Regions from separate parts of the Homo sapiens genome. Here regions 2, 3, 4 and 5 are each linked to region 1. A link is a loop called in an ENCODE intact Hi-C map of the cell type or tissue named here. Cell type or tissue: dorsolateral prefrontal cortex. All regions are shown on one strand.

The links. Peaks named below come from ENCODE experiments on the same cell type or tissue, not always from the same donor. Only the 100,000 strongest peaks of a DNase experiment are listed, where the experiment ranks them.
Region 2: it touches region 1 in a loop (10-fold over the local background); 9 of 110 quality-filtered maps call a loop at or near these places.
Region 3: it touches region 1 in a loop (4-fold over the local background); 70 of 110 quality-filtered maps call a loop at or near these places.
Region 4: it touches region 1 in a loop (2.6-fold over the local background); 6 of 110 quality-filtered maps call a loop at or near these places.
Region 5: it touches region 1 in a loop (8-fold over the local background); 89 of 110 quality-filtered maps call a loop at or near these places.

Annotation. Positions count from the first base shown.
Region 1 is chr15:77,540,735-77,545,734 of GRCh38, reverse strand. No RefSeq gene overlaps it. Among named protein-coding and RNA genes, the nearest start is that of LINGO1, 90 kb to the left of the region's middle. RefSeq lists a silencer at 1,835-2,049 and an enhancer at 3,553-4,232. In dorsolateral prefrontal cortex, CTCF peaks have their summits at 1,951 (motif pointing left) and 2,195 (motif pointing right); DNase peaks (open chromatin) are centred at 2,274, 3,774 and 4,124; H3K4me3 peaks cover 1,564 bases; H3K27ac peaks cover 3,155 bases.
Region 2 is chr15:76,938,433-76,943,432 of GRCh38, reverse strand. The region is part of intron 3 of RCN2 (reticulocalbin 2); the gene reads right to left. Among named protein-coding and RNA genes, the nearest start is that of RCN2, 9.2 kb to the right of the region's middle. In dorsolateral prefrontal cortex, CTCF peaks have their summits at 1,780 and 1,982 (motif pointing left); no DNase peak of the experiment used is centred here; H3K4me3 peaks cover 885 bases; H3K27ac peaks cover 3,440 bases.
Region 3 is chr15:77,021,523-77,026,522 of GRCh38, reverse strand. PSTPIP1 (proline-serine-threonine phosphatase interacting protein 1) reads right to left here. Exons shown (of 15, transcript NM_003978.5): 4 at 1,205-1,239; 5 at 919-1,025. Among named protein-coding and RNA genes, the nearest start is that of PSTPIP1, 29 kb to the right of the region's middle. RefSeq lists an enhancer at 4,357-4,406. In dorsolateral prefrontal cortex, CTCF peaks have their summits at 1,860 and 2,059 (motif pointing left); a DNase peak (open chromatin) is centred at 2,082.
Region 4 is chr15:77,819,744-77,824,743 of GRCh38, reverse strand. It overlaps a transcript of LINGO1 not described here. Among named protein-coding and RNA genes, the nearest start is that of LINGO1-AS2, 160 kb to the right of the region's middle. In dorsolateral prefrontal cortex, CTCF peaks have their summits at 2,901, 3,100 (motif pointing right) and 4,340; DNase peaks (open chromatin) are centred at 3,073, 4,314 and 4,511; H3K4me3 peaks cover 1,707 bases; H3K27ac peaks cover 2,361 bases; H3K27me3 peaks cover 691 bases.
Region 5 is chr15:77,116,276-77,121,275 of GRCh38, reverse strand. All of the region lies in intron 9 of PEAK1 (pseudopodium enriched atypical kinase 1), which reads left to right. Among named protein-coding and RNA genes, the nearest start is that of TSPAN3, 48 kb to the right of the region's middle. In dorsolateral prefrontal cortex, CTCF peaks have their summits at 2,106 and 2,307 (motif pointing left); a DNase peak (open chromatin) is centred at 2,275.

The sequences.
Region 1 (5,000 bases):
AAGTGTAAGTCTAACCATGTCACTCCCTGGCTGGACCTACATGCACTCAAGGGAGAGGGCTGAGCTAAGATAGTAATTTGGGATAGATCACTTTCCAACCACGAGAGAGGTGGGCTCACCAGGGGAGGGCGCGTCAAGTGAGAAGAAAGAGAAGAGGGCTTAAGCCAAACCCTGAGATTCTTCAGGGATGGGAGGGGAGCACCCAGTCCCAAGAGGGAGCAGGGAGGAGGAAACCCAGGAGCCAGTGCCACTGCAGGAAGGAGAGAAGCTGTCAGGTAGATCCATGCCCAGACCCCCTGAACAGAGCGCTCACTTTGTTCAGCAACTTAGAGGTTGCTGGTGACCTCAGTAAGAATCGTTTTATCTGGGAGACATAAAAAACAGAGGGCAGAGGCGTGGGGAGGAAGTCAGAGACGGGGGCAGTGAATGTACACAACTCTCAGTAATTGGGACTGGGGCCAAGGTGGGAAGGAAGATCACCTGAGGCCAGGAGTTTGTGATCAGCCTGGGCAACACAGCAAGACCCCATCTCTCCAAAAATTTTTAAAAAATAACCGGGCATGGTGGTGCACATCTGTGGTCCTAGCTACTGGGGAGGCTGAGGTGGGAGGATCACTTAAGCCCAGCAGTTCAAGGCTGCAGTGAGCTGTGATCCTGTCACCGTACTCCAGCCTGGGTAACAGAGGGAGACTCTGTCTCTGGAAAAATTAAAAAAAGAAGTGAGACTGGGACAGATCTGGCCATGGCAGAGGAGAGCCAGGGTCAAGGGAAGGTTTTATTTGGAATAAGAAGGAGCAGACCCACTCAGTCCTATATCCTTGGCCCAAGCCTGTCCTGCTCACTCTCACTACCCTACCCTTCTGGCTCTGGCTCCCAGAGATGCTACTTGCTCTTGAAAATTCTGGCTGGGGGAGGTGGGAGGGAGTGATATAGACAGACTGTCAGATTCAGAGTAGGGAGGCCCAGATACAGGGCATGGTCACCTAGATGTCAGCTGCAGATCCAGGGCAGGGGTGCTGGTATCCTGGGCCCTGCTCCCCCTCTCATTCCCCACCTTCATCGAGCTGGGGCCTTTCTTCATGGAGCTCTAAGAAGGAGAGGAGAGGCAGGAGGGAGCTGGAGGTGGGGTAGAGCACCAGGAGGCTCCGTAGGCATCTGGAGAAGTGAGGAGGGACAGAGAGGAAATATTAACTCAGTCAGGGAGCCGTCAAGGTCCAGAGTTGGGAGTCTGTGATAGTTCAGGTCCTAGGCCTGCCCCCACCTCGTCAAGTGATGCTAGGCTCTGTCCTATCATATCCGAGCCTCCGAGCCCAATCTGTGACCAGACAAGGCTAAACAAGCTGACCCCACTGGCCTTCCTGCCACGTCTTCCTGAGAGGTGAGAAGCAAGGGTCAGTCTGTGCTGCTCTGGATGGGAGTGGAGCTGGGAGCCAGGGCAGGGCAGGGCAGGGGATGACAGGCACCACTGCGCCATGTTCCAGCCCTTCTATCTGTGTGGAGGACACGGCTGTGAAATGTAAGTAAAACCCAAGTCTAATTTCCTCGGTCAGAAGGAGGAGGCACTGCAGCATTTTCAAACCCTAATTAAACCCGCTCGGGCGGTGTAACACCAAAATCAGTTCCAAGATCAATATTGCTATTCATTTAGAAGTGTAACGAGGTTAGAGAGGTGAGCAAAGGAAATAATTAACTCATTTGCAGCCTTTTTAAACAGAAACAGTCGTTTTAATCTCCAGGGTAATTAGCTATGCTCTGTCCATCAATCATGACCTCAGCCATTATTTTAAGTATTTGATTAATCAAGGAGGAAAGGGGTTAAGCCACCCCTCCAAGCCCCCAACATTGGCCCACGTATTGGGGATGACCCCTGGGCAGGCACTAGAAACACTTCTCCGGGCGGGGGGCAGTCTAGGCCAGCATTGAGAGTGGCCAGCAGGGAAGGGCTACAGCACAGAGGGTGTCCCAGGTGAGACACGTGGGCAGGTGGGGAACAGCTCCCTCTCCTGGCTGGTCTCCTGCGAGAGGACAAGCCCTCCCTGGGCATGGAAGTGCTGGGGCCCTGGAGCCCCAGGTCCTGGTCCATGTACCGCGCCTGGCTTGCTGAGTGACCTCAACAAGTCCCTGCTACCATTTCTGTCCGTCCTAGGTGGAGACGGAAGCCCATGGAATTAATCCGGAGCTCACGGGTTCTAAGTGCCCAGGGGCCTCCGGCCACTGGAGGGCAGCAGAGCCCCAGGGACCCCTGAGCCCGTGGGCTGGGCTTGCCAGAAGCGGGCGGCGGCTGCGCGGGAGCTGCTGCCTTGGGAAGCCTGGGTTCTGGCGGATCCGATGGGAAAGTCCGGTCTGGCTGCCATCTCCAAGGCCTCACGGCAGCCGGAGGGGTGGGTAGCCCCGATAAGTGTCCTCATTTGGCAGACGAGAACCAAAGCTTCGGGGAGTGCCAGGACCTCCCCGTCCGGGCCCCCACACCCCAGTTCCTGAGGCTCATTCCTGAAACCTGGAGGGGACGCCCCCGGAGATGAGGAGGGCAGAGCTGCCCGGACTGGCCTCTGTCTTGTTCTGACAGCCCGGGCGTGGCCACCCTTCTCAGCCAAAAGGGGATCCTGGGGGAAGCCAAGGCCCAGACATGGGGCCTCAGATGGGGGAAACTGAGGCCCAGAGAGAGGCAGGGCTGTGCTGATGTTCTCATTAGTATTTGTTAGCAAATGTGGGGCACAGAGTCACTGCCTCAAGGTCCTTATGATGCACTCGGGAAAACCGTGTGCAGATGGTGACCAGGCCGTGGGTGAGAGAGCTCTAGGAGGCAAGCCCGGGGTGGGGAGCCCCGCGGGGCAGTGGGCACAGCCCAGGCAGTCCAGGGAAGCCTCCTGAAGGAGGGGGCCTCTGAGCTGACTCAGAATGAAAGGTGGAGAAGTGTATTCCTGACAGGGAGGAACTGGTGCAGGGCACGAAGGAGTGGGAGTCGGTTGAATGAGTCGTGAATTGGGCATGGCTGGCCCACAGGCCCTGCAGGAGAGCAGGAAGGTGACAGGAGCCTAGGATATGGAGGGGGATCCAGGAGTGTGAGCGGAGGCTCTGGAAGGGATGCGTGAGGGCGGCTAGGGTTCATGTGGCCTGCCCTGCTGAGCCCGTTTCTGTCCACTCTAAACAGCTGTGCTGGGCGTTGGACCTGCCCTATGGTGCTTGATGTCGCTGGACCCGGGACCACCTCTTAGTGCTGTCCTCCTCTCTAGAGCCCAGATGAAAAATGACGAGTCCTTGGGAGGGCAGGGGTTGGGGAGCAAGTGTTCCTAAAGGTTCTGGGAATTCAGGGGTTGGGGAAAAGGAGACAGCCAGGATAGACATAGGCCGAGCCCACATCGACCTTCCTTCCAAGACAGCCCCTCACTGCCCTGTGCCATGCCAGTGCCAGCACCATCATCACTGGAAAGGCCTCTCCTTGCATGCCTTTGGCTTTGGGGAGCTCACCACCTCAAACAGCTCTAATGGGGAGAAATTTTCTTCAGCTGCTGTCTCTTGTCTCTCTACAGTCCCTGGCTCTTTGCCTGGGGTACCCTGAGAGCCCTGCCTCAGAGTCTTCTGGGACATCGCTGGGGTGCCCAAGACTGCAGTAGTCAGTCCCATGGGCAGGCAGGGAGTACTGACTGTCATCATCAGCCAACGAGCAACCAGAAAGGCCAGGGGACTTGGCTGGCTGGCCTAGCTGGCATCGGATTTGGGGGGAGTCTTCCAGCCCCAGGCACTGTCTCGGCAGACTGGGGGAGGGCAGGAAGGATGGGAATATGGAAGCAGAAGAAGGAGGAGAAAAAGAAGGGAAGGAGGAGGAAGGAGGACCAGGATCTGGCCTGGAGCTCGGTTGCCAGGGGCAACAGCATTGCATTCTGAGGAGGAACCAGATGCTGAGGAGGGCGGCAGGAGGAGGGGAGCTGGGGTCCAGGCAGCAGATCCAAGGCTCCTAGGGCTTGGGGGCGGGGGTACCCATTTGGCAAGAACCCCAGGAGTCCCAAGTGTGTGTGGAGCCCTGGTGAGAGCTCCTTAGTGGCTATTCTGACCCCAGGGCTCAGAGGCAGACATGTGGAGTGGGAGGAAGGCGGGGAGGGCTGGGCCAGCCACATTTGTAAGCTCCCCACAGCCGCTCTCCAGGCTACAATTTGTCTAGGACTCCAGAGCGAAAGCAGTTGTGAGGCTGGGACCGGGGCAGGGCTGGGGAGGAATGCTTAATCCAGCCAGCGCTGGGGGCCACACCCGGGCCTGCTGGGGCACTGGCCTGCCCTCCCCTCCTGCTGCCTCAGTCCAGGGGAGGAACAGGAAAAGTGCACACTGAAGGCTGGAGTCCTCTAAGGCCGTGGGCACTCCCCAGCCCCTCTCAGCTTCATTTTCTGTGTCTATAAAATGGCGCAAAAAAACCTTGCTCTTGGACACGTTTATCAGCAGTTGTCTACGTGCAATGTCGGGGGCGGGGGCGCTTGTTAAGACAATAAGAAATAAAGGAGAAAAACGTGATCAAAGGAAGTCACATTCACCTTGCATTTAGCGGGGGATTTGTACCCCTCTTTTCCAGGCCAGCAAACCAAGGCTCAGAGAGAGCTGGGTATTGAAAGTGCTGGGAACTAAGCATACCCTGTAAGACTCCAAAGCCCTCCCCACCTCTTGTTGCTCCCACCAGGACCTCCCTGATGTTGCCCTTGGAGTAACCCCCAGGCCAGAACTAGGTGTCATTTTCAAGCCTCCTCCCCAAATGTCCCCGCAACCCCTCCCTGGTTTCCTAGCATCAACCTCCATTCAACCTCCTCAACCTCCTCTGCCCCTAACCTGACAACAGGGGTAAAACTCACCCCTTGCCCGAGCAATTGAGGCTCCATCCCACCAGCCAGTTAGCTCCCTGTCCCTGCCACACAGCCACAGCCTAGCCAGTTCCCTTTCTGCCTGCAACTACCATTGTTGTGCAAGAAACCACCCCAAAATATAGTGGCACAAAACACTGACCATTTTCTTCTGTT
Region 2 (5,000 bases), 600 kb after region 1:
ACCATTAATAAACCTTAAGTATTTAGTGTTATATACTATTATTGATAGAAAAGCAGATTGAATGATTTGATAAAAGTCAGAAATACAGCTAAAAAATACTGAGCATGGCATAGTGGCGCACGCCTGTAGTTCCAGCAACTTGGGAAGACTGCATGAGCCCAGAAGTTCAAGGCCAGCCTTCACACCATAGCAAGACCCTGACTCAAAAAACAAACAAAACTACTGAACTTGGATCCTCCCTATTCTTTCTACAGTACTATACTGTCTACTTTAATAATTAATCTCAATACTTTTTTGAATGCCCAAAAATCAATAACTTTATACCATGTATTAAATCTTGGTAGGGCTTTTAAAAAATGTTTCTGGTCCTCTAAGTGACTTTTCAAAAATACATTATTGTTTCAGAAAAACAGTCTTCTTATGTTGAGAATCTCATAATATTAGTATATGTACCTAATATTTGGAAATCTTTTCTTTTTTGGGGGGTGGGGAGATGAGGTCTCACTCCGTCATCCAGGTTGGAGTACAGTGGTGCAATCTCGGCTTACTGAAACCTCCACCGCCCAGGTTCAAGTGATCCTCCCACCCCAGCCTCCCAAGTAGTGGGGACCACAGGCATGTGCCACCACACCCAGCTAATTTTTTGTATTTTTGATAGAGATGGGGTTTCACTATGTTGCCCAGGCTGGTCTCAAACTCCTGAGCTCAGGCTATCCACCTGCCTCAGCCTCCCAAAATGCTGGGACTACAGGCATGAGTCACCGTGCTCAGCCTGGAAGTCTAGTCTTAGCAGGCTCTTTATAGTGTTAATTCTGTATATTCAGATATAAATAACATCAAAAGTTTAAATGGATCCCATGTTAAGGTTTAATAAACACATATCCTTTTCTACTTTCTCTCCCATCTTCCCATCCACCCCCCTTTTTAAAAATGATTCGGCAGCTATCAGGGACAAGGCTGCTTTTGATAAAATTTTCAATGGTAATTCTGTAACCAAGAGCCTTGGGAGCCAATAATGCTATACTGCTAATCCTGCATAATTTCTGTTTTGAGAATTTCTGGGAATAGCTTTCCTTCCTATAAACTGATATGTATTAAACTGTGCATTTTTTTAAAGCACAATTTCAAATATTTTAGAAGCTTTTAAGTGTTTCACTACTGAATAAAAATACCCTCTTCAGTCTTCTAGAATAATAGAGGTCAGGTAGCAGTCATTTACCTAAACACTAGTTCTTTTACAATTACTGATTTACAGCGGAGAGGCTCACCTCTTTCCCCAAAGAATTTGTTTTATTAACATCAGACTCTACAAGCCAGTTATATTCACCCAATCATGACAGAAAAGAAAAAATAATAACTTGTTTCCAAATAGCTTTTAACTTAATGTTTCAAAATTTTAAATAACTAGACCAAATAATTTGCATTTTATGTTCAGGTTTAACATGGTAAAAGCAGACAAACAAGAATTTGAGGTACTTTGCTGAGTCAATCAAGTTCTTTTTGAATAAACCATTATTCAAAATACCAAGTGCTTTGATTTCCTTATGAAAGAACCCTTCACTTTGGAGCAAAAAGGTCCATGTTTCAGGAGAAGAGCTAAATTTGGCCAAATTTGCCTATGGAAAGAAAGGATCTCTTTCAACAAGCTGAGATTTCTTTAAAAAAAAAAAAAGTGAAGGGGGTAGCTTTTTCTGGTTCACATTTCACGGCCATTTGAAGAACACAAAATAAGAATAGCTCACATTAAATCGAAGAAGCCAAAAACAGAAAGACTGTTTTTTACAAATGGCAAATTCCTAAAAAAATAACAAAAAAGATGGTCAGTTTCATAAAACTTCAACACTCTTTTTTTTTCTTGTATATAAAAACTTTGTATTCTAGTAGAGGGTAAAAAGTGTTAGGTACAGTAATAAAAAAGCTACCATAATCATTTATTTTTAGATTACAACAGAAACTTGTGAGGAACAAAACTGCCATCTTTTGGTAGACTAATGATTCTACATGAGGAAATATATAATGTGTGATACTAGAACAAATGACTAGGCATTAAAAATTCTGATTAGCCACATGCAAGGTTATATCTTACATAAATAAATACTGCTTATACATGCACATTCAGCAGTCACGCCTGTAATCCCAGCACTTTGGGAGGCCGAGGTGGGCAGATCACCTGAGGTCAGGAGTTCGTGACCAGCCTGGCCAACATGGTGAAACCCCATCTCTACTAAAAAATTAGCTGGGCATAGTGGCACACGCCTGTAGTCCCAGCTACTTGGGAGGCTGAGGCAGGACGATTGCTTGAACCTGGGAGGAAGAGGTTGCAGTGAGCCAAGATTGCCCCACTGCACTCCAGCGTGGGTGACAGAGCAAGACTCCGTCTCAAAACAAAAACAAAAACAAAAACAAAGAACACTTGAACTTTTGCCAGATAGATCCCCAAACTTTAATTATCCTGTGTTGACCATAACTGTTCTTTATATTATAAAGAAATGCTTCTTCAGGCATTTCACAGCCTGAAAGGGTTATCTTTATTCCCTATATGAAAACTTATTAAATATAAGATAAAATTCAGACTGGGCATGGTGGTTCACGCATGTAATCTCAGCACTTTGGGAGGCCAAGGCAGGTGGATCACTTGAGGTCAGGAGTTTGAGACCAGCCTGACCAACGTGGTGAAACTCAGTCTCTACTAAAAAAAACAAAAACAAAAACAAAAATCAGCCAGGTATGGTGGCACGTGCCTATAGTCCCAGCTACTCAGGAGGCTGAGGCAGGAGAATTGCTTGAATCTGGGAGGCTAAGACTGCAGTGAGCCGAGATTGCACCACTGCACTCCAGCCTGGGTGACAGAGCGACACTCCCTCTCAAAAAAAAAAAAAAAAAAAAGGTGAAGTTCAGATATTAAGCTGACTTTCGTCAGTTATAACAGACTTTCTTATAGAAAACTTTATTTTATTCACATATCCAATTACTTTTTATGATTATTTTATTTATGGTATAGTGTTTAGTCTATAACTTTGAGATTGATTCATTCCTCATCCGTTATTTTTTATTTAGAAAAATAATGCATATGGTTTCTGGGTTCATCTTTACACTCCACATCAATTTTTAGGACGTTATTTTTTTTTTTTAAAGGGACAAGGTTTCACTATGTTGTCCAGACTGGCCTCAAATTCCTGGGCTCAAGCAATCCTCCTACTTCAGCCTCCTGAGCAGCTGGGACTACACATACACACAGGAAGTTACTTATAGCAAATTCTAAAAACATATGATTAGAACTTCATGAAGATAGAGACATATTCCTAGGCTGTCAAAAAAAAAAATAACCAAAAGGACTCCCATTGAAGTGTTCATTTTCGGGATCAATCTATTCCTTTAGGCTGTTAAGATTCATCTAATTCATCCTTTAAAAGCAGAGTGTTATAATCAACACATTCTAAGTAGCTGGTGGAGAACACAGAATTAGAACCAGACACCTTTTAAAAGAACTGTTCATAAACAATTTATGAGTCATGTATCTCTTCAAAGTGAAGATTTTCTTCTCAGCACCATCTATTACATCACCCCCTTCTAAGAATACAGGAACATGCACTTCTTATTTTTTAATGGGATAGTAATTAAGTCTTTTGAGTAACAAAAAATAAAAATAGAAAACATAATTAGAATCTAATTCCAGCAAGATTTTAAAATACTGTATTTAACTTCTCTGTTGTTCCTAGGAAGGGAAACCACACCACACCATGCTTTGGTTTTAGATAAGTTACATTGGTTTAAGATAAGTTAATTCCTATAGTAAATGGGGATACTTAATAGACAGATGATCCCAAATCTCATTATCACTACTTGTTTTTCCTTTAGTATTTACAAGCAGTAAAAAGACTGATTTTTACTCACTTTAGTCCACTGTAGAATGAAGACCCAAATAAAAAGAAAACAAAAGATACATTTTCCCCTTAAAAAATAAAATCCTAACTAATCTAAAGCTGATAGTTAACAAATGCATAAAGTTTTAAAAAGTTGATTAAATATAAATTTATGTGAACTGTAAATGCTTTCTTCAATATTCTTTTAAATCAAAACAGAACTGCTTGCCCCTCCAACTGCTACCATTTATTAATATTTATCCACACTATTATAATCCTAAAGAGGAAATTTTTATTTATTTATTTATTTATTTATTTATTTATTTATTTATTTATTTTTAGAAATGAGGTCTCTCTGTTGCCCAGGCTGCAGTGTAGTGGCATAAATATGGCTCACCGCAGCCTTGACTGCCTGGGCTCGAGCAATCTTCCTGCCTCAGCCTCCCAAATAGCTGGGATCACAGGACGGACCATCATGCCCATCTAATTTTTAAATTTTGTTTGGGCATTTGTTAACTAGACAGCTTTAGATTAGTTAGGATTTAATTTTTAAGAGGAAAATGTATCCATAGGGACGGGGTCTTGCCACATTGCCCAGTTGTTCTCGAACTCTGGGCTCAAGTGATTCTCCCACCTTGGCTTCCCAAAGTGCTGAGATTACAGGTGTGAGCCACCACACCTGGCCTGAATGGGAATTATTATCCTCATTTTTGGAGATGAGGAAACTGAGGCACATGAAAGTTTAATAACTTGCCCAAAGTTACACAACCGTGAAGTGCTGGAGCTAAATGTGAAGCTAAGCAGACTGGCTCTGAGGATGGAGCCCCAAACCTCCACATTGATGCTGTAGTTATTAGCAGAGAATTAACCAACTTAGAGTTAGTGGTGGCTTACAGAGTTCAAGCGGCCAATATGATTCTAAATAAATAGCACACTTAGAAAGCATTTACCAAGGAGGGAATGGGGTGTTGTTTAACAGGTACAGAGTTTCAGCTTTCCAAGATGAAAAGAGTTCTGGGGATTAGCTGCACAACACTGTGAATGTACTTAACACTACTGAATGGTACACTTTAAAATGGTTACAATAGTAAATTTGTTATGCACTCCTCCCTCCATATTTGTGAGAAATTGGTTCCA
Region 3 (5,000 bases), 520 kb after region 1:
CACAGAGATGGGAAGTGGTATGGCCAGGACACCCAGGCCTAGCCTGGCCCCAGCCTCAGGTACAGCTTCTTCCCCTTCAAGGCTCAGTTGTGACTTTTCATTTTCAATTCTTTGGCCACTTCACAACGATCCTTCCTCCCCAGGCAAGAAGCGGATCTGTGTGCTGCCCTGCCACCCTGTGCAGGGCACCACCCTCATCACTAAGGCCCTGAGAGGCTCAGCCCCCATCCTCACAGGCCCAAGCCCAGCCTCCAGGCCAGTCTGCGTCCTGCCTGCCCTCCAGGGAACCTATATCCAACTTCAGCCCTGCAGCCTCCCTGACAAGCATCTGCCAGCCTCTGCTTACACACCTCCCATGATGGGGACTTCACTTCCATGCAGTCACTCTGTCTCGGGACAGCCATGCCCTACATATGGGTGAGAAGTACCTTTGGATGCTAAGCAATGCCATACAACTCTCCCACCCCAGTCTGTGTCTGACCCCTCAGCCTTGGGCAGTCCTGTGGGGTGACTGGCTGCAAGTCTGCCTTTTTCCAGGACAATCAGCCCTGATCCTTGGACTCAAGACCAGTTTCCAGTGACCCCCACAACTCAGACTGCCTCCTCTGGACACTGCCAAGTTGCCACAGACCCTCTAGAGTCTGCTGTAGTAGGATCCTCCTAGGCGTGAGGCAGCTCGACAGGAAGGACCTTCCATGGGGCTCTGGGACTAAGAGTTGGCCTTAGTGCCAGCGGCCAGGCCTCTGCCCTCCCTACCCACTTCAGATCACCCTCAAGCCCCAAAGCCTGGAGTGCTGTCCCACCACCACCCCTGCCGCCCTCCACTGGCTCTACCAGGAAGGTCAGCCCCCTACCCCCACAGCAACTGAGAGGCTGGCAATGGGGGAGCAGCTCCCCCGCCCCCTGCACCTGCCTCACCTTCTTCCTCTGCTCCTTCTGCCTCTCACGAAACTCCTCGAGACTCCGCAGCTCCTCACGCAGGGTCAGGGCCAGCTGGATGTGTGAGCTGCCCACATTCTCCATTTCTGGGGGCAGAGCATGGATACTGGTCCCCAGTGTCAGATCTGATGGGCCTCAGCCACCCACAACTCACCCGTGTGGGCCAGCCCAGCCCCAGCCCCAACACCTCATCTTCTGTCCCCCCAAACCCTCCACCAGCCTCGCAGTCCCAAAAGATCCCATTGCCCCAGGGTAGGGGACTTACGCTGCTTCAAGGAGTCAAAGGAGGCCCTCAGGGAGCTGCAAAACAGATGGGTCCAGGTCAGGAGGAGGAGAGCACAGCGGGAACCTACAGTCCAGGCTGCCTCCCGGCGGGGTGGGCAGTGGGGAGGACTTTTATTTTGGTGGGAAGACCCTGGGTCACTCTAGAACCAAGGGACCCTTTAGCCAGATGGTGACCATCCACTGGGGCCCCAGACTGATTTCTGGAAGACAAAGCTCTCTGCAAATTAAAGCAATCAACCCTCTGCAATGTGGCAGAAGGAGGAGGTACCGAAGGCCCCCACCATCTGTGCTCCTAGCTGCATTCTTAGAGAAGAGGGGATTGTCTTCAGGACCCTCCCTCCCTCCCCTGAACTCCTCTCCCACATTCACAGCCCTCTCTCCTCGGCAGGTACCAAATGGCCCCAGGGTGAGGCTACAGGGGAGGGGACAGTGTTCAGATGGGCTCTCAGCAGGTGGCCCGGGGGATGTTTGGAGGAGGTTGGATGGCCGTGGGAGAGGCTAGCAGGGCAGGGCGCAGGAGTTGAGAGGTGGGCACTGTCTGCCAGGGAGGGAGGGAGGGAGGGAGGGAGGGAAGGGCCCAGCACTGCGCATAGGAGGCAGGGAATGATGGGCGGGGGCTGCCAGAATGAACACATAAAAACAGGACACCCAGTGCAATGTGAATCTCAGATGAACGAGCACTTTTTGAGTATAGTATGCCCCTTGTAGTATTTAAAACGGACTTTTATTTTTAAAGTATTTGTTGTTTATCTGAAATTCACGTTCACCTGGGCATCCAGTATTTTATCTGGCTCTCCCTGCAGCCTCTCTGTGGAGCAGCTCGGCTGCCCCCTGGCGGCCATATGGCCTCATGACGCCCACCGGACAGCCCTGGGTGGAGGGGGCAGCGCACCAGGCAGGCTTCTCAGGGGGCTTCTCCTCTCAGTAGACACCTGGGGAAGCAGAGGCCAAGGAGGAGCAGTAGCCTGGCAGGAGCCTGGGGATCCAGGCCTGGGGGAGATCGGTGGGGGCCAGGCCCCTCGCCCTAAACTCGTGGATCCCAAAGTGAGGTCCACAGACCAGCGGCATCAGCATCCGCGGAGCCTGTTAGAAATACAGATTCTCAGGCTCCTCCCCGACCTCCTGAGGCTGAGGCTTCGGGGTGGGGCCCGGCCCCAAGCGCTGCTGATGCCCATCCAGACGTCAGAACTGCTCACAACTCTGCCAGCACAGGTGCCTTTATTATCCCATTTCACAGATGAGAAGCCAAGGGTCAGAGGAGTGAAGGAGCTGCGCCCGTGGCCACCCTGCGGTAAGAGGCGGAACCAGGGAGAGGAAGAAGGAGAGGGGTGGCTGTGTGGTGACCCCACCTTCCCTTGTGGGGCTCAGGACTCTTCTCTGACTCCTCACCAGCAGTGGCACCTCCAATCCCTCTGCTTCCTGTCAGTTCACCCCTCAGCTCAGTCCCACTCATTCAGTTAGAGGCCTCCAGGCACAGCGTGGTCCCCGCACCCCCAACCCAGCCCTTACGCACACCACCCTCCAGCCCCGCCTCCTTCATGACCACAGCATACCCAGACCCCTCCCAGAGCTCAGGGCCTGCACATCCACTTCCCCGCCCTCACCTTTTGGGTCTCATATCTGACAGATACCTCAAATTCAGCGTGTCCAAAACCGGACTCAGCACCTGCCCTGCAAACCTCTCCTCTTCCAGGGCTCCCCTCTTGGCAAAGACACCACTGTCCACCAGCTATACACACCAGAAACCCAGGAGTCACACCAGGCTCTGTCCTCTCCCTTCCTTGCCGCCACCTTCTATTTTATCTCCTAAATCTCGTGACTGTCCTACGCTAGCTGCCACCACCGCTGCAGCCCCTGCCGCACCACCTCCACCTCCCACCTGTCAGCCCTGCTCTCTGCCCCTCCGCCCGTTGCTTCCAGGTGCCAGGCTCCATCTTGCCTCAGGGCCTTTGCACGTGCCCATCTCCATTGCTGCATCTTTGCCTGGCATCCTCTTTTGTCCTTTCTGAGCACTGATGTCACTTTGGGCTGGCCCAGCGGATGTCTGTCACGCAGCTGAACCATGAGCCCTTGAGGACAGGGGCAATGCCTGGCTCTCCTCCTCATTGTCCCCAGGCTCATAATCTAAATTTTCTCAACCCCAAACCCACCTGTGGGCCACCCCGGTTCATGGTCTCAGGCTGAGGGGTGCTGTAAGGAATCGCAGGTTCTGGGAGCTGCTGGCCCTTTTCCCAGCCCCCACCTGAAAGCTGGGAGCCTGCCTGAACGTACAGCACTGCCAGGTGGACATTCAGCCTCTGTCCCACCCCTGGGACAGTCTTGACAGTGATGGTCTGTGCTCACCTTGAACTCCCATTTGTCCCCATGACCTGGCTAGGCCTTGGGTACTGCATAGATACTGGTGCTACCTCTGTCTGGGGTACCTGGGCAGGCAGGCTTTGGCCCCTCCAGGCCCCTCTTCCTGTCCCCTGGGCTGCAGGCCTTCCTGCCCCAGGTCCCCTGTCCCCGTTGCTGGAACCATCAGGCCACCCTAGTTCAGCTCACACAACAAGGCCCAGAACACTCCTCCCTTTCTTGGCCCCAGATGAAATTTCAAGGAGGCAGCCTCAGCTCTGTGGATGAGAGGAGGAGCCCAGCTTTGCCCCAGAACCCCCAAAGTGAACAGCCTTGAGCTCTGATCTTGGGGAGGATCTGGGGGCCACATAAAGTCATTCTCTGCCCCATGAAATTCCTGCTTCCTCCCACCGTCTGTGCAGGGAAACTGTCAAGATCTCCCTGAGCACCTCTACTGTGTCTCCATCGCATGTTGAAGACAGGGTCCTGCACAGGCCTCTGCCTACTGCCATCTGTCACCAGTGCCTTCATGTGTAACTCATCCCATTGCCCTTTTTGACTCGGCTCTCAGGAAGCTCAGTCTGAAATTCTGTGCTCAAATACAGTCCAGATTTCCAGTGTGTTTCCTGCTCTGACCCCACTGTGTCCCTGCTGCCTGCCCACCAGCTGACAGGAGTAGCCCTCTCGGCTCCCTGTGCTGAGGCTGTGCCCACGATGAGCCAGCGTCAGGGGACATCTGACAGGAACAGGGCCTGGCTCTCTCCCGCCAATATCCTCAGCAATGTCGTCATTCTCTCTGAGTTCAGAGGAAGAGAGACCATGAAAAAAATTTTAAAAATCTCTCTGACAGGAAAACCACAGCATTTTTGGTTTGTGACAACTGGGGGTGAGGCAGGGACGTGAGGATTCAAACTTGCACCCCTTGGGGGCTGTACCTGCCCACTGGTAACCACAGAGGGGCTACAGGAAGCTGGCCTTGCCTTGGTTTTCCTTTGTTTCCCAAACCCCTGCCCTGTGCAGCTTCTGGGGGCATGCAGCACCCCCAGCACCTTACCTGACGCAGGATGAGCAATAGGGGAGTGGAGGTGACAGCTTTCTGAGGGAGGTGACATTTCAGGCAGGCCTTGAGGGATGGGTGGGACTGGGCAGGGGAGCAACAGGGCAACAGCAGGAGCAAAGGCCCAGAGGCTGGAAAGGAGAGTCAGGCAAAGTCTCTGCAGGGCTGGACATGTGATGTCAGCAATGTTGGTAAGCCCCCTGCAAATACTAACACTATCTTTTTTTTTAAGATGGAGTCTCGCTCTGCAGCCCAGGCTGGAGTGCAGTGGTGCAATCTGGGCTCACTGCAACCTCCGTCTCCCAGGTTCAAGTGATTCTCCTGCTTCAGCCTCCTGAGTAGCTGGGACTGCAGGCTCGCGTCACCATGCCCAACTAATTTTTAT
Region 4 (5,000 bases), 280 kb before region 1:
CCAGGCAGTCTAGGATGGGGTGAGGTAGGAGGGCTTGCTGTGGTGGCCTGGGCCAGCCCCTTCTGTCTGGAGCCTCAGTTTTCCAGCTGTTAATGGGCACTATAATCTTGTCTCTGCTCACTGGTGCCCACGACGGCGACACAGTCCTACTCGGGGGATGCAGCTGGCTACAACTTTCCAGGGAAGGTTTTATGGGGTCAGCTGGTATGTCTGTGGCCCACGGTGGTGCTGACTTCAGGGTCTCAGGAGGATGCTTGACAGCAAGGAGCACTCTGGCAGAGTAGCTGATGGTTATGACAAGAATTCCAGTTTACACCGTCCTCTCCTGTCCAGGGAGACAGGAAGAGTACAGAATGACACCCTTCTACAGCTGGAAAACCAGAGGCTCAACAGTCCAGCTGAGCACTGACAGGCCAACAGGGACTCCCAGTCATCTGATGCAGTTGCCAGGCTGATAGTGGAGACATGGGTGAGGGTGCAGGTGAGGTCTGGGGTGGAGAGAGGAAGAAAGCTTCCTGGAGTGCACTCCTTGGGAAGAGCCAGGTGAGGCAGGCTCAAGGGTGGAGGAGGGATGGGAAGGCATAGGCCAGCAGCAGGCCTCAGGCAGCCCCTCTGCTCACTGCAGGGCCAAGGCCCTGGAATCTGGCCTGGTTGGAGTCATGCTGTATCTTCTCCATTCCCTTGTTACAGGATCAACCAGAGACGGCAGAAGACAATCAGTCCATTCTTCATAGTTCTGGGGGACACAGAGGGGCAAGTGCTGCCTGGAGGCATCCAGCTAGCATCTGACAAGAGGCGGGGCCAAGGCCTCCTGCTCCCTCACGAGGCCGCCCACTCAGCTGCCCAGTCTGACTCCCCAGGATGTCTCACCTTGTGCCAGGGCCTGGGCATCAGAGAAGAGGGTGGAAGTGGTCCCTGGGTGCAGAGTGGTGGGCTGGGAGGTGACAGTTGGAGGAACAGTGGCAGCACTGTCCTCTGCTTTGAACCTCCAGGGCCAGCCCAGAGCCTCTAGGCTAAAACCCCAACTCCTTGCTGGTCCCACTAGAACCTATTGTCCTGACCCATGCCACCTGCACCCCCATCTCTAATCCTCTCTCCTCATGCTCTGGCCACATGGCCTTTTTCTCTTTCCTCTCACCATGGGGACTTTGAAAGCGTTGTTCCCTCTCTCTGGAGTCCCCACTTCTCTGGGTCATTGTCTACTCCACCTTCTGGTGCTACGTTGAATGTCACATCCTGCAAGAAGCCTCTCCTGACTCCCTAGTCCAGACTAGACCAGGTCCCCACAGACCTTGTCACAGCATTTGTCCCAGTTGTCATTTTACATTTGTTTGCATGGTGGTTTGGTTTCTCCCTGTCTCATCTGGACTCTGAGGTCTCCACCACGTATTCCCCATGCCTGGCGCAATGTGTGGCATGAAGTAGGCCCACAATGCATATTCATGGAAAGAATAAAGAATGTTGGCTCTCAGTTCAAATCCTGGAACTTCTCCCTGAGCCTTGCTTTTTTCTTCTCTGAAATGGGAATGATAACACCAAGATTAGTGTGAGGGTGAGCCAATGAATGAAAATCTCCTGGCCACACTCTGCCAAGAGTAAAGAGGGAGATCGGGGTGGGGAGGGGGTGGTTGACGCCAGCTGCTTAGGGATGGAAGGACTTGAGACGTGTGGAAACCAAAAGTGATGGGGACAGGTGGGGAAAGACGTGGAGGTGGGGAGATTGGATGTGTTTAGAGATAGCAAGGAGACAGCCCAGCTGGGTGGGGCATTTCTCTGAACACTTGGTGACCTGCTTTTCAGCCTGGCTTAGGAAACCAGGGGTTTCAGAGGAAGTGGGTGGGAAATGCCCACTGCCTCCTCGAATTCCATGTGGGCCACTCTCAGTCTCTCGGCTGGACCTGGTGTGATGATTAGATCTGGAACACTGCCAAAGTTCTCCATGACTGGCCCATGAAGATGGCTGGAAACAGCAGAGCGGCCCTGGGCAGGCATTTATTGGGGCACTGACCCAGCCTCTGTGGTGGAAAGCAGCCAGCCACCAGCCCCTGGTAGAGGAGCTACCTCCTGGAGCTAGCTGTCCAACTGGTCTTGTTCCTGGTCCCTGCCCCAGGCCCCCAGCTACTACTGCTCTGGCCGTAGAGTGGGCCTGGTCATTATTCATGCCATGCCTCTCTGTAAAGCCTGCTGGAAGGAAGACGTGGCAACAGCCTCTGGCCACCAGCACAAGGGCAGGACACAAGGGGACCCCAGAGAGGCCTCTGCACATGACTGCCTTTGTGCAGAACTCCTGGATAGAGGGCCTAGGCTTGGACTTGCTGGGGAAAATAAATGACATAGACTCAGGTTCGTCATCCCTGTGGTGCATATCAGCTTGCTCCCATACTTAGGGAGGGAGTTAAGGCTCAGAGAAAGTGTGCCACCTATTTGAGTTTGCACCGCATAGCTGGGCATAAATTCCCAAGCACGGACACAAAGGCTGTGTGGCTTCCAAGACAGCAGAAGTAAGCGGGAGAACTGGATGGTGGGAAATGGATGGGGATGCAGGCTGAAATTGCTGCTCTGCAAGGATGTCAGAGACTCTGGGGAAAGGCTGTTTGTCTCTGTGTGGCTTCCCTAGGGCTCACCTGGAAGCCCTGGGAAGACTCCTCAGGAGGCGTGCTGAGCCAGAGCAGGCAACAGCCATGAGCTCATCTCCCTTGAGACCCCCAGGAAGTCTGGTAGGGAGGTAGAAGGAAAATGGTCAGGGAAAGAGGGAGAGGGGAGACAACAGGGACTTTGGGATGGGCCACAAAGCCAAGCTCGGACACGGGGAAGAAAAGGCCATTTGCCGCATGCCCGCTGTGTGCTGAGCCATTCCTGAGCATCGTCCCTCGTGGATTCTTTGCCAGTCATGTTACTGGCAATGTATTTTTATTCCCATTGTACCAAGGAGGACACTGAGGCTGGAACTGATACTGGATCTGCCTGATACCAAAGTCTAGGGTCTTCACAGGGCACCTTCATGATGGGTGGGTACAGGAGCCTGGCCCTTCCTGGACTCACATCACAGCCACAGCGCAGCCTGGGCTTCTCCTACTTCCAGCTCCGGACAGCAGGGGGAGGCTGTGCTGCGTCTGGCTGTAGATATGGGTGCAGAAGTGGGTCTGGGCTTAGAGGGGAGAAACAGAAGAGGGGGTGGCCTCTGGCAAAAGCTGCTGGGTTTGGGAAGCCCTTAGCCATACCTCTGTGACGGCTGAAAGGTGGGGGTGGGGGCTGCTGCCTAGATTTGCCAAGTGGCAGCTCTGCTGCTGCCCCAGAACAAAGTCGAAACTCCTCAAATCAAGGATTTATAGCTTCTCTTCCCTCCAAAACACCCATCACTCCATTTCCCACTTCCAGGTCTTTGCACATGCTCTTCTTTTGGCATGGGATACCCTTCGTGTTCCTTTCTGCCTGGCCAATTCTTACTCATCCTTCACTATCTGGCTTCAATGTCACCTCCTCCAGGACCTCCTCCACCCACCACAGCTCTATCATACCTCCCTTATTCTTATTTTCTGAAGGTAGGAATGTGTCTAAATCATCTGTGTCTCCAGGACCTAGCACAGGATGGGGCATATGACAGAAACTTCCTGAACAATGGGCAAAATGCATCCCTCTGGAGAGCAAGGGACAGCCTGGGTGGGAGTAAGGGTGGGGAGGGGGCCCTGAAGACGAAATGCTCACGTGCTAGACTTGTCCAGGATCAGGCTGACCGGGAGCGTAGGGGTGCACTTTACTTCCCAGGGGTGTCATGAGGGTCCAGGGAGATCTTGGATGTGAGGGAGCTCTGCAAACGGTAGGTCCCTGTACTGACTCAACTTTACCTCGTTCCCTGGTTTCCCTGATGAGGCAGTTGGAAGGAGGAGGCAGACCAGTCCTGGTGAGTGTCCGGGGTGGCAAGGATTGCAGTCTCAGCGGTGGCCTCAGCTCTCACAGGCAAGGAGGTGGGACTCTGGGGGCTGAGGGACTACCTTGGGACTCCCCCTTCTATGGGGACCTAACACCATATCAGAGCTGGGCATGGGCTCAGAAATGATGGAAGCCATGCCCTTCCCAAAGGGGGTAAACTGAGGTGCAGAGAGGGGTCGGCATTTGCCCAAGGTCACACAGCAGGAGCGGGACGCCAGCCCGTGAGCCCTGTCCTCCCAGCATGACAGGTGTCTTCACCTGGAGTTCAGACTCAGACGGCAGCTTCACTGACCCCCATCCCCCGCCACGCAGTCCAGGGCGCTCAGCCTACACCGCCGCACACCCATTGTCGGCCCAGAGGCTTGGCCGCTGAGCGCCCCCTGGATGGCGTGGTCTGACCGTCCTTCTCCTTGACTCACCTCCAGCCCCGAGGGCCGGGCTCCACGGCGGCGGAGAGGGCGTCGCCCGCACGGCCCCGGCTGTGCCACCGCCCCGGACTGTTCCCGCGCAGCGAGGTCCCTTCCCCGGGGCCCCCGGGTGGGGCCGGTCGAGCCGGGTGCGCTATCCCTTTAAGCCCGGGCGAGATGAGAGCTGTCAGCGGCAGCCGAGGCTAGCGCGGGACGTCGCCACCCTAGCGCCAGGCCGGAGCTAGCAGCCGCGGAGCCGCGGAGAGCGGAGGGGGCGGCGGGGCCGGGCGTGGCGGGTCCCCTCGCCGCCCACTGCGCGCTCGAACCCTGGGCCCCGCGAGCGGCGGGCGGCACCCGCTGTAATGCGGAGAATGTGAGAGGCAGCGCAGGGCGGTGGGGAGGAAGGGGCGCGGGAGAGGGCGGCGGCGAGACAGACGGAGAGCAGCGGGGAGAACGAGGACCGGGCTGGGCAGGTGGGACAAGGCAGGGAGGCGCCGGAGAGGCCGGACTGGAAGGGGGGGAGAAGGGCGGCGGCGCCGCGGAGGGGGCCGGCGCTTCCCGCGGGAGTGCGAGAAGCCCGAGTCGGCACCTGGGCCCAGGTTCGGGCTGGGAGCGCGGCCGCGGCCCGGCCAGGCAGGGTGCGGGAGCCGGGCCGCCCGCGGG
Region 5 (5,000 bases), 420 kb after region 1:
CAAGTATCTGCTTGTAAGATAGACAAAAAAATGTCAGAGGAGGGAGGAAAGGGGACAAGGGTTGCAAAACTGTTGGGTACTGTGTTCAGTACCTGGGTGATGGGATCAGTTGTACCTCAAACCTCAGCATCATGAGATATACCCAGGTAGCAAACCTGCACATGTACCCCCTGAATCTAAAATAAAATTGAAAAAAATTATAAAAAACAAAAATTTTTTAAAGATAAAAAATGTGATAACTGCAATAATAGAGATATGTACAAGATATAGAAGTAACACAGAAAGGGGGTTTAGGGTATTTAGCACTTCCTCTCTCTGATAAAGTAATGCCTGAGAAGGGCTTTAAAAGAAGTAGGAATCCCTCAGGCAGATGAGGGGTGACAAGGAGCCCCAAACTGAGAGAACACCTGGAGGGTAGAGTGGGTGGCCGGCTGCAGATAGCTCAATATAGTAAGAGCAAATGGAACACAGGTGGGAAGTAGGACTGGAAAGGGAGGCAAGGCCAGGACTTTCTCCTATGAGGATAAAGCGGAGCCGCTAGGAAATTTAAATAAGGAGGAAATACCAGCTGTTGTTTTTTAATGGCTCTGTAGCCATGTGGAAGATGTATTCGAGGGGATCACATTAGAGGCAGGCAGACCAGTTGGAAAGCTTTTGTGGTTGTCCAGGCAAGTGATGAAGGTAGCAATAGAGATGGAGAAAAGAGGATAATTTGAAAGTTATTTAGAAGAAAAGTCAATGAGAGTTGATAATTAATTAGCCATAGGGAGTGAAGATGCAGGAGAAATCCAAAGTGAATTTGGTTTCTCATCCAGGTAACAAAGCCATTCATCAAGAGAGGGAGTACTGGGAAAGCAGTGAGTTTGGTGGGACGGAGAGTTCAGGTTTGGTTATGTTGAGTTTAAGTAATCTATGGGTTAGGACATATATGGGAAGAAATCAAGTAGGTCATTGTATAGATGAGCCTAAAGCCCAAAGACAAGGGTGCGTTACAAATGTAGACACGGAAGTCAGTAGTGTATATGACATGGTTGAAGCTATGAGCAAGCTTGCGGAAGAGAGTTTGTCAATGAAAAACTAGGATGGAGAGCAGGCACTCCAAACACCAGCACTTCACGGAACCTTTGGGAAAAAGGGTCAATGAAGAAGAATGAGTAACACCATGCCATTCAACGACAGATTAATTCCATAGTCATATCATCCAGTTTTGCACAGGTCCACCTTTCCCCCTATCCCTCTGACTTAGTTGCCTTAAACAGAGTATCTGTTGTTGAGAGAGCATCAAGAGGTATGTCCTCTCACAGGTCCCAGGCTTTGTGATCATTCTGAAAGGTTCAGTAGTGTTAGACAGCACTATCTTCTCCCCAGCTATTTTTAATGGGACTTTACAGTCAAAGCCCCTGATGGTCTACTTTTTAGAAGTTAGCTCTCTAGGTTGAAGTTATTACAAACATAAATGCTTTTTAATGACAAATTTGCCTTAAAGGTATGCAGGGCAGTTGTCATGAGCAACATGGAAAATGAGCCCCTGAACTGAAATGTATGTTTGGAATTAAACTTTTCAGGTTGTGCATGATGAATCATTTTCAAGCTCTGTTTCCCTGCTAAGATTGTAAATGTTGGGTTCTTTGACCCGAGTCTGAGAAGGTCTCAGGAGAGGGTAATTTGGCTATGATTCTGGAAGACAATATGTTGTTTCCCCTCTCCCCCAGTTTTCCAACAGATGATTTATCAGTGGTTAAAGGGTCCCCACCCTCTGTATTTAGGAATCTGGTCAGAATGCTTCAGGATGCTGTGTCTTACAGATGGGAAGTGCTCAGGAGCCATGAGATACTTGTTTGAATGATCAATTGATAATGAATTAATATTTTTCCCTTCTCTGTCCTCACTGATCTTTATTAACCCAGACAAGCAGCCAGTTTCCCTTCAAGCCTCTGTTTTTGCAACTGTAGGTTATTCATGTTGGTGCATATGTATATACCAGCTGACTGGCTGTCCCTTTTGATGTTCCTCTGACTCCTTTGGAGAATAGCTCAAGCGGGCATTTCCTGTGAGCTGGCAAGTGGGCGAGGGTCACTGTGCCCAGGATGGGCTTCTCTTCCTGTCTGTGCTCTTCACACGAGGAGTTCCCTTGGCATGCATTTGGTATTGCCAGCATCATAGAAGCAAAAGCTTATCCAGAAAGAGGCCCTATGGTGTATTTTACAAGAAGATTCAACCTTCAGCAGCCTGGTTTTGTTCTCCTGCTGCACAGTTTATAAGTAAATGACTCCTGGATATTGATATTGCAGCTCCCTCTAGTGTCACTGTGGCTCAGGCTCTCATAGCATTTTTTCTTGCCTTTCAGAAAATATAGACAGCACAGAATCTGCCAAATTCACAGCATTTTAAGTAGATTTTCCCAAACATAGCCAAGGCAAATATGAGGTGATTTTTCCCCTATTAGAAAAGGGAATGTTTAATGAAGATGTAGGACCATTCCAGTTCTAGTTTATTTTTATTCCTATTTTTAAATTTTGGGGGTCCTAGGAGGAGTCCTGAAGTAATCATTTATAGATTAAAGAGTAGCTGGCATGAACAAGTAGAATCTTTCTTGAGATTCCTCCTGCTACTCTTGAGATGCCAGCTACTCTTTATAAAGAAGGAATGTGAATTCTTTTCAAGAAAGATAATGAGAGCCAAGAAGAAGTTACTTTAATCCCTGGTAGAGAAAATACTGGGTAAGGGCAGAAGGAAAAAATTTGACAGGAAGAACCCTATCCATTTGTTCTGAAAAATTGGTTTGTTTTCTGAAATAACTTTTGAACTAGAAATTTGTTATCTGAAGTCAGGTCATTTTGAGGTTTTTTTTTTAACTAAAGGAGTTATTAATATTTGAAAAATGGCTACAATGTGGTACCTAGAATAATATAATACTCCTACCTAAATTAACATCATTGCAGGCTCCATAATAAAGATTTATGAGATACCCATCAAGCAAAATCCTATTATGGAAATCTCCATTGGTCTGTGTTTGGGTTGTAACTGTTTTCAGGGTTATGAACCAAGTAAAATCACTCTTTTTCCCTCCTCTTTTACACTCTAGTCTTCTCCCTTTTGCCTTTGCTCTTAAAGCTAGAGTGACTCATTATTCTTCAACCTGTCTATGTATTATAAAATGAAGAGATAAGGAAGTGCTGCCCACTCAGGTTATCTATCTAGGGAGACCATTTTCCTTTAGAGCATCCAAAATCGTGAAACAATTTATCATTTCTTCTTCGTAAATCACTTTGATCCTTTATCTCAAGTAGATCTGTGAAGCTAAACATAAATTCTTATTGTAGTATCCACATTCTTGTCTACTCACAAAGCTCTGGAGGACCTTATAAAAATGTGTGTGTCTGTGTGAATGTCTAGATATAATTAGAATATCACAATTAAAATACGAGTCACAATTAGAATACCTTCTCTGCTTCTAATATTAAACTACAAGGTCACAGTTTTTTTTTTCAGCCTGACTTGACATAGTTAAAAACTAGACTTGGCCAAACAATTCTCTCTCATAGCTTTAGGTTGCCCTGTCTTGGATTCTAACATACTGCTGGTGTTAACTTGTTTGTCAGGGCTGACCCTGGCTTGGAGGTATTGAATGTTAGCAGTTTCTTTTTGTCTGTCCTCTATCAAATTTGTGATCAGAGAGCCTCACTGCTGTGGCAGGTGGCTGTCGGGACTCAAAATAAAGATCTATTTTTCTGTTTTGCTCATTGTTTCAAAAAATTAGGATTCTCTAAGATTGCATTAGTTTGACATTTGCAAGTTGTTAACTGCTTTAGTCATTATCAGTGTTGCATTTGTACAACTTTGTAGTTTACAGATGTACGCTATATACTTGATCCCAATTAATCCTCACAACTGCCCTGTGAAGTAGATTTCAGTGTTCTTCATATTGTCTCCTTTAATAGGGAGACTGAGACCCAGAGAAATTAGTGAAATGCTCAAGGTTATACAGCTAGTAGCAAAGCTAAATCCCAGGCCTCCCAAGCCCTTGGAGAGTGTCATTTTTTATAATGTAACAGCTAGAGTTTAACCATCCAATCTGATTCAGCCAAATTTAGTGGTATGAAGAGTTGAGACCCTTGAGCTTTCATTCCAGAAGACAATATAATATTGAGCAAATTTAACTGGCAATGGGGATAATGGTGCCATGTGCTGGATCCAACTCCTATACAACTAAACAATGACTAGTATAGAATTTTTAAATACCTGGTAACACTTAAATGTGAAATATTGCCAACAGTGCAGTTACAAAAATAACAAATGTTATGATTGATGAGCATATAGGATTATATATTATACTGCATATACTAAGACTTCGAGAGCTTTCCAGAGATAATATTTTCTGAAAGATATATGTTTGAACTTGAACTCAGGCTGGGGATGTCTGTTCAAGACCAGAAGTTTGCTTAAAAAAGAAATACTTAGTATATCCTCAAACTGAATTAGATAGGTAGTAGAAGACTTGAAGGAACTTGTGCTGAGGTATAGATAGATAGATAGATAGATAGATAGATAGATAGATAGATAGATAGATAGATTGATTGATTTCCATGGCACTGATCACTGATATCAGGCTTCTTTAACTGTAGTAAATATGATAAACTAGAGAATAAGAGAAAGAGAGAGAGAGATGCTTTTCTCCGCTGAGACTCCCTTGTCTTTGATCTTTTTTTTTTTTTAATCTATTTGAATGGAAATCAGAATGTGCTGCTTCTCAGAACTGGGTCCTATCTGAATCTTCCTAAGAATGTGTACATTTTTCTTTTTAAATAAAAATGACTAGAAATTGCTTTTTTAAGTTTTGCTTTTCTGTATTATTGTAATAAACATGCAGTGTAAACACTACAGAGAGTGCATGTTCCTGGGAGCCTTTGATATTTGTAATGTGGCAGTGTGCCTCTGCTGAGGAGGGAGAGCAGAGAATGACCCTCAGTTAACAGGGCTGTGGAGCAGACTCCAGACCA